Regions from separate parts of the Homo sapiens genome. Here region 2 is linked to region 1. Evidence: chromatin contacts called from ENCODE Hi-C data. All regions are on one chromosome and are shown on one strand. The core of a region is the stretch at or near the end of the contact, and the rest is flanking DNA. Distances in the headings are between cores, read along the strand shown. Region 1 overlaps FOXP1 (forkhead box P1). Region 2 overlaps LINC00877 (long intergenic non-protein coding RNA 877).

Evidence for each region. A loop is a pair of places that touch in the nucleus more often than their neighbours do. Pooled maps may share reads with other maps.
Region 2: a map with no recorded cell type shows a loop between it and region 1 (17-fold over the local background). The contact joins two enhancer-like sites. A Hi-C loop is called at or near these places in 5 of 37 single-sample maps with no recorded cell type and 4 of 50 pooled maps.

What each region holds. Positions count from the first base shown.
Region 1 is chr3:71,390,242-71,394,445 of GRCh38, forward strand. The region is part of intron 3 of FOXP1 (forkhead box P1); the gene reads right to left. Among named protein-coding and RNA genes, the nearest start is that of FOXP1-AS1, 100 kb to the left of the region's middle. RefSeq lists a silencer at 37-331 and an enhancer at 2,012-2,091. Within about 2 kb of position 2,235, at least 4 of the 41 ENCODE cell types and tissues checked have a DNase peak (open chromatin) inside an H3K27ac peak, as active enhancers do.
Region 2 is chr3:72,076,333-72,080,536 of GRCh38, forward strand. The region is part of intron 2 of LINC00877 (long intergenic non-protein coding RNA 877); the gene reads right to left. Among named protein-coding and RNA genes, the nearest start is that of LINC00877, 22 kb to the right of the region's middle. RefSeq lists enhancers at 1,867-1,956, 2,027-2,156, 2,277-2,326. Within about 2 kb of position 2,164, at least 3 of the 41 ENCODE cell types and tissues checked have a DNase peak (open chromatin) inside an H3K27ac peak, as active enhancers do.

The DNA of each region.
Region 1 (4,204 bases), core at 985-3,484:
CTCCTCTTTCTAAGTCAACAAGCCAAGGGACTTTTCAGAAAAAGAAAAAATCACCCAGACAAAAGAAACACATACTTCAGCAGTGGGATTCTAAGGGCCAAGAGGTTCAGGCTTGAAATGGAGTCATGAGGAATTTCCATATCTCAGTGCGACATGCAACCCACCTTCTCTGTAAGCAGGAAATGCAAAGGAAGTGTTCACTGCAACTTTGTAAACCAAAGGCAGAAAGCTCTGCCAAAGCAAATATCCTTACTGCAAGGCTTCTGCTTAAAAGGTCCTGCAAGTTACAGTTGTGCCTCATGGATGGGCGTCAGTAAGGATGTGTGTGTGTGTGGTGGGGAGGGGGGTTGGGGGGGGCAGTCAAGAATTCTATAGGAAGAGAAAAACAATCCAAGTCTCCAAAAAGCGAAAGGTTTATTCCATGATGACATTCTGTTCCAGTTTCAAGTAAACAAAGGCCAACTTCTTGCAGACATGGCAACTTCTTGCAGACGTGGCCCAAGTTAAAAACGGTTAAATAAGAAAGATTTTAAAAGTTCCTTTGTGCATGCTGCTTTGAAATAAACAGTTCAAATTCTTGTGCAGTGCCGTGTAGTCAGGAAGAGATGAGCCCCCCATCTGAGACAAGCCTCACGTTATCAAACTCTGCCCTCCCCAGGCCTGGCCTGTTGCAAATCCAGAATTAAACACTGTTAATTATTTGCAGGCAAAATCCTTTTCAAAGTAAAAAATCAAATTGTTTGTTCAAAAACTCCTGCTCCATCTAAGTTCCCCCTCCCGCTGAACATCATTACTTCAAAGAGCTCACAAAAATGTCATGGCCTCCAAACATGTATATGAAGGAAATGATGAATCTGTATGAATGGAAGATCTAAGTATTCTCCACTTGTAATAATAACACTCACCTAAAACAAAAATATCACATATTTCCAATTCTAGATTGGACTTTGTCAGGTTTCAATATTAAGAGTCAATTTTATTGACTTCCTCCAGTTTAAATTTAGAAATCTTTTTCTTACTGTCTTAACCACCCATGCCTACTTGCCCCCACTACAAAAAGTTTCATGGTTTAGACATAGGTTGAAAAATCTGCCTAACTAAATAAACAAAGACTGCCTTTCTTTCCAAATAAAAATGAGTTTAAGAATTTGCCTACTGTTCCCCCAAGACACAATCATATAGCAAATTCTCCCACCTCCAAAATGATTGATGTGATGTCTTTCCTTTCTTTCATCATTCCCTACCTTGTCTGGTCGCTGGTGAAAACCAGGAAGCCACAGACACACACTTCGGTCTTTCGCTTGTGCGGGCCTCAATTCTCCAATGCCAGGTTGCTGCCAATGTCCTTGCAGCCAATGGTAAACAGGCCACAAGGTTCAAGTTAACTGCGGAGCGTTACTACACTGAACATCTGGTCATGAATGAACGGATTGCCCACTAACTCTCAGCATTGGGCAGCTGATGAAAAATTCAACATTTTCCTTGTTGGCACAGTTGTTTTGGAGAATTCTCTAGAGCTTCCTGAATTATATTAAGAAAATTTCACTGCAGCAATCTATATCTGTGAGAACAGCTGGTGTTGAAAGGGATCTGCTGCTCTCTCTCTGTGCTGGGGGACCTCATGTTGGATCAGGACACTTTTACTACATTTGTCCTTGAAAACTTAGCCTTCGTTCAGGGGTACAGGGTAAAGCAGGAAAGACAGCTCACGGATGCTGGATTCCACACAGACGAACATCTTAATTCAGAGTGAAAAATCTATTACTCAGTGAAGAAGGCATTAAGATCAAAACAGTTCATTAGAAATAGACCTGTCTCTGAATTTTCTTTAGAAAACATATCTAATCAAAATTATCGTTGGGTTATGATATCAGATTGGTCCTATCAGCATGGCACATTTCCTAAAGATTTTCAGTAGAAAATAATAGTCCTTTATAAAACTCAACTAGATGCAATGTGTCCAAACATTACTTTTTCACCACATAACTGATTTTAAACTCAGCAAAGTGTTTTATTAAACCTAAGGGTGAAACAATTAGAGCAAATCTGATGTAATATGTTACATTATACTCAGCACTGGAAGAGGTCACAGTGACAGAGGTGTCTGAGGCTTAAGAAAAGAAATTCTCTAAAAATATAACAGTCGCGTTTAAAGAAATTAACTTGTTAATGGATATATGTGATATATTACTATTCTTTTTGTTTAAAAAAAAGGAAGTGGTAAACTTAAGTCAAGCTAAATTTAGGCTATTATCTATGCAGCATAAATTTCACTTCTGTGTATAAATGCTAACTTGCATATTTCTCCATGGTAACTAAACTATGATTAAAACAACAGTGAAACCAGCCTTTAAAGCCACCTGTTTAACTAGGAACAACCTAATTTACAAAAATACTTAAACTTTGGAAATTTCATGGGCATCTATATCGTGCTCTTCCCAGTAGAAAGCTCACTTTTCCATGAACATATAATTGCAATGCACTTGGCCTAGGTCGCAATCATTCTTTTTTTAACTAGTGTAATTTTTTTCATGTATTGTTCACGCTAACCTAAGTGGTATTTAAGATTGTAAAGAATAAGACTGTAATAACTCTTTCCAAGAAGAAAGTTATTTTACCGTTTGGAAGGGATTAATTTACCTAGAAAGTATCTTCACATTTTACAAAAAGAACAAATGAAAAAAGTGAGAAAATTCCAAACTGAAATGACTCTTTGAGATGGCAAGCCACATTCAAACTAATTTTTTTATTGAGATAGCCTGATAATTTACTAATGAAGAAATGGGCTATTTTATTGGTGAAATTAAAGAAATAATTATAATATGCCCAAGAATAATAAAAATGTAGGTATAAGCAATATTTTCTTATTTAATTATAAAACATAAAAGTAGGTTTGAATGTGAATCATTTTGAAACCTTAGAATTGGGTTTAGAATTTAAATACTGAAAACCCCATGAAGTTGAAGCATAATCATAATAGGTCAGGTTTGGTGTGAAAATCATGACTCATATTCATGACACATATTCAGAAATGCCTCATACTAAAACTTTATTATAATCAAAAATTGATCCTCAGTTTTTTTTTGTCTCCTGGTCTTTACATGATGTAATGTCTAAGACCACATTTCACACTGTTAAGTAATGATGACTATAGAAGACTCATAATAAAAAAAAAACTCATAAAATGTCACAATTTATAATTTTATGTATACTTGCCTCTCTAATATCATGTACATTTACGCAGTGGATGCTAATTAGATAACAACGGTATTACTATAATGTCTATAAAACCTGCCTTTAAAACCAAATTCCGTTAAAAATAGTCTTTTCAAGCTGACATAGCCCATTTCCAGGGTCATATTTAAAATAATTAGCACCATTGCTAGTAAATGTTCTAATAAAACTTGAAAATGATTTCTAAGCAAAATGCAAAATTCTCTAAACTTAACAAGAAAGTCTTCCAGTAATCTGAGATAATCTTTTGAAAGGGTGTCTGTGAAATCAAAGCAGTTTTAACATTTTAAAGTTCAGAATCTCTAGGGCCACTTACATGGCTCCTGAAAACTACTCTTGGAGAACCTGACCTATGGACTCTCTCATCCCATCTGATTCTTTTTCATTTTTTAAATTTTTTGTAGAGATGGGATCTCACTGTGTTGCCCAGGCTGGTGTTGAACTCCTGGGCTCAAGTGATCCTCCAGCCTCGGCCTCCCAAAGTGTTGGGGTTACAGGCATGAGCCACTGCACTCAGCCCCATATACTTCTTTGACACATACAAATGTCTGCGGAGCAGAGCAAGAGTTTCTGAGAAGCACATGGAAACAAAAGCCAACTATGCCTGCATCAACAATGTCCACTAAAAGAGCCCCAATTTCCAGAAGAGTCACCAGCTCCCAAAGAGCAGAATGTAAATTGTTCATATGCACCAGCCCAACTCCAAGGCAATCAGCAGTTATTTTTAGAAGTCCCGGATTTTTGTTTTCTCAGAACAATGATGAGTCCTCTTTAGAGATACGTTTTTAAAACCAACAGTCAACTCTCCTTTTTAAGCCTCCCCTATTTCAAATCCAATTCAGCTATTGGACAAAAAATCTAGAAGAAAGAATTCCATAGGCAGTGGTCATTTGTTCTTAAATACATCCCAGACCTTAGAAGAAAAGGTCAAACAGGTTATCTGTGAGTGTGAAGCAATGCCTAGGAACCA
Region 2 (4,204 bases), core at 914-3,413, 690 kb after region 1:
CAATTTGTGCAGTTAATGCAATTATCACAGGGTCCTGAGGTGACATATATCTTCAGTTTACGAAGATGATGGGATTAAGAGATTAAAGTAAAGACAGGCATAGGAAATTATAAGAGTATTGATTGGGGAAGTGATAAATGTCTGTGAAATCTTCACAATTTATGTTCTTCTGCCACAGCTTCAGCCGGTCCCTCCATTTGGGGTCCCTGACTTCCCACAGCAGACGACAAACACAGTGGGCTTAAAACAATGTGAATTTATTATCCTATAGTTCTGGAATAAAAATACTGGGCTAAAATCAAGGTGTCAGCCTATCTTCCTTTTGGAGGCTCTAGGGGAAAATCTGCTTCCTTGCTTTGTCCAACTTCTAGAGACTGCCGGCATTCCTTGGCTTGTGGTCCCTTCTTCCAGCTTCAAGGCCAGAAGTGTGGCATCTTCTCTTTTCTCTGACCTCAGCTTCCATCCTTACATCTTCTCTCTCTGATTCTGATGCTTCTGCTGATCTCTCACAAGGACTCTTCTGATTACATTGGGCCCACCAGGATAACCTCCCCATCTCAAGACCCTCAACATAATCACATCTGCAGAATTCCTTTTACAGTGGAAAGTAATATATTCACAGGTTCCAGGGATTAGGATATGGACATCTTTGGAGGGCCATTATTATTATTATTATTTAATTTAAAAAGAGACAGTATCTCACTATATTGCCCAGGCTGGTCTTGAACTCCTGGGCTCGAGTGATCCTCTTTCCTCAGCCTACCAAAGTGTTGGGATTACAGGTGTGAGCCACCGTGCTGGCCTGGAGGCCATTGTTCAACCTGCAAAAATATGCTGTCTGTTCCCAAAGTTTTATGTCTATCTCAACTGCATTGACCCATTCTTAAAAACTCCCAACCCATTACAGCAATCAACCTGAATCCAAAATCTCATCTAAGTCTTATCAGGTCAAAAGTTTCATTTCTCATCACATAAATCATCGAATATAGGCATGGGTGAAGCTCTGGGTATAGTCCAGTGTGTGGCACAATTTCTCTCTATCTGTGGACCTATGAAGCTAGCAAAGAAATTATCTGCTCCCAAAATACAAAATGAAACACACTCCACCAGGGTAACAGCACTCCCATTCAAAACGAGAGAAGAAGGAAAGAAAAAAAAGAGTCCCTGGTCCCAAATGTTTTCTAAATCCAACCAGAAAAACTCCATTAGGTTTCAAGGCATGGCTCTCAGCTCTGCCTTCAGAGCCTATAAGGTCTGCTCTCACAGTCATCTTTCCTTCTTCATAAAGGGTAATACTTGTTTGCAGCTGTAGTTTCACCCACCTGTTTCCTGTCTGTAGAATTTTGGTGATCTGACAACCTTCTTTCATTTTGTTCTCTCTGTCCCTTTCAGGTCAAGCTGGCAGTGTTTTGGGGCACATACCATTCTTAAAAGCCTTGTGAGTTTCCTGCATATGTCACATGGACTCACTCCATTTGACCATCAGGCCAAATCAAACCTATTGCCTCTTTTTGTAAATGAAGTTTTATTGCAACACAGACACACCTACCTGTTCATTTACATATTGTTGATGGCTATTTACATGATATAACAGAGTGAAGGGTTGCAACAGAGACAGTGTGGCTCAAAAGCTGAGACTATTTACTATCTAACCCTTTTCAGAAAATGTTTGCTGATGACTGGCCCAGAGCCAAAACCCAAATAAGTAGTAGCGTTTAAACAAATGACAGGCTTGGGTGGGTTGCAAAAGCGGGGCCGCTTGGAGGTAGTGAATATTTCAGATGTTGTGCGGGAGGTGTGAGGAGAAAAGTGAGAAGCGGTGAGGGACGAAGGAAGAGGAAGTGAGAGCCATGGACTTCAGAAGTAAACTTGAACTTCTTGGCAAGTTACCTTGGAAGCCTGGGGCCAGGGTCATTAAGCAGCAAGATTACCATGAAGGAAAAGAGTGAACCAAAAGAAAGTAAGGGGAGAAATTCAAACTGGGCTCAATTGTGACAGAAAAGAAAAATCACACCTAGAGCAGTACACTGAGTCCCTTAGTATGCAAGAACCACATTGCCTCCTCCTCATCCTCCCTCTGAAAAGAAGCCCGCTGTGCACACCTATGGGACAGCCTTTGCTTAATTCTATGTGCCAGCGGCAGCTTCCCAGTAAGCCTTCTCCCCTTTGCTTTTGCTCCGTGGAAATGAGAACACGCCAAGGGTGACGTTTGTGTGTGGGTTTTGGCGCTTTCACAAAAAGCTTCATTAGCCTTATTTAGAATATGATTGCTCCTTCAATCCCTGTGCATAAATGGATTTCAGGTGACCATGCCTGTCACAGGCCCCTGCTCGCCTGGTTACTGGCTTGAGGTATTCTTTGGTTTAAACAAAGCAGGACAAATAAAGAGCAAAGACCCACTCAGGGCCCTAGATGTTCATAGAAACTGATTTCCCCTTAAAAAAACAGCTCACTGTGGGAGTTGTAAATAGGAAGAAATGAACCATTTAAGAGAGTCTTTGAGACTACTGCCTGTTGGAATGGAACCAGTTTGGGGTTTGGGGTGGAGGTGGCATGTCAAATTTGTGGTTACTTCCTAAACACACACAAACTGTTTCAATATCTGATTTGAATATGCTACAACTGCCCCCTGCCAAAACCCTGCCCAGCAGTCTTTCTCCCCACAAACAGCTAAGCCAAGAACCCCAGGACAATTTGCTGTCTGTGCTGATAGACTATCTGGGGTTTCTAAAGCAGGCGATGTATTCTATTTCAGGAAATCAGACCAAATAAAAATCATTCCAATTAAAAAGTGCCACTGGGCAAGTAGAACAGCAAGTGCCCACCTCACACAAAACAGACCAACCACAAAGTGCAGGCTTTCATATATGTTGTTGATGGCAGAGTCACTGCCTTAGAGCCTCGAGTTTATTCAATGGGATAAAAGTTGCCTGGTAAATTGGGCTGAGAGGATTTTTTCCCAGAAGGCCATCACAAGGCATTTTGATGTACTTATCATTTACAAGAGCCTAGAGGAATCTAAAAGTGATTTTGATTTCAAATACTATAGAACCCAGTTATTATATAGCTTATTAATACTGAGCTTCAAATAACCATCAGATATATTCTGAGACACACACATATGCACACACATACACATACACACACATACACACACACACACCCTCTGTACAGGCTTGTAATATGAGGCCTGTGATGGTGATGTCTCATGTTATTTAGGGAGTCGGGTTCTAAATTTCTACAAAGATGAAAATTGTGTACAGTTAAAGGTGCATTTGGAAAATCCCTTCAAATGCCCACTAGCACAGTGAGGTGCTTGCACCGTGAGAGGTAGGAAGTAAATCTGATTACTTCAGCTCTCACATGCCCCTTGCAGGTGAGGATGGGCAGAACCAACACCATGTCAGCCCTCTTTTTCACTCTTCTTGCTGAGGGCATGGAGATGAATTCACTTTAGTTAACTGTATAGGTTATATAATTTCACCTTGATCAGCTCACCCCCAGGAGGGTTAGTCCTGTCTACAAATACAAAAGCCACTCGTGTCTTTTTTGTAGGAAAAATTCCTCACTACCTGGTAAGGAAGACCCTCCATTGTCTCAGCCACTAAAAACACTCCCAGTGTCTTCCATCCCTTTTTCTTCCCCTTTCTCTCCTAAAAAGACTGACTTTGGCTTTTGAAAATTGGTTAAACCTTCTCTCTCTCCCTCTTTTCTCTCTTTCTCATTAGCATTTCTAAGTGTAATGTTCAAAGCTTCCAATGGGGACAATGCCCTGAAATTTCAGACAGCTCCAAAGGACTCCTTCCCACGCTGATGTAGGCACTTGAGTTTTGAATTAGCAATTTCCCAGCACAACCTGAATTCTAGAAGTTAGGTTACAAGTGGATTGATGAACTTTATTATTCAGACCTTTTCAGTTAAAAGTGCCAGAAACCAACTCAAAGCTTAAGTAAAATGGGGAAGTTTTTTTGACTCATGCGAGTGAAAATTTGAATGTGGTATTAGCCTTGGGATGCTAGTGAATCGAATGACAAGGATCTCTTTTCCCTCCCCTTGCCTTCCTCTTTTCCACTGTCCCTTCCTCCCTCCCCATCTCTTCTTCCTTCCTTTCCCCCTTTCTCCCTCCCCTGCATAGACTTAGCTTCTCTTTTCTCTGTAGGTTGGGGCTGATTCCCTCTTACAAGAGGACTCCATTCATTTATGG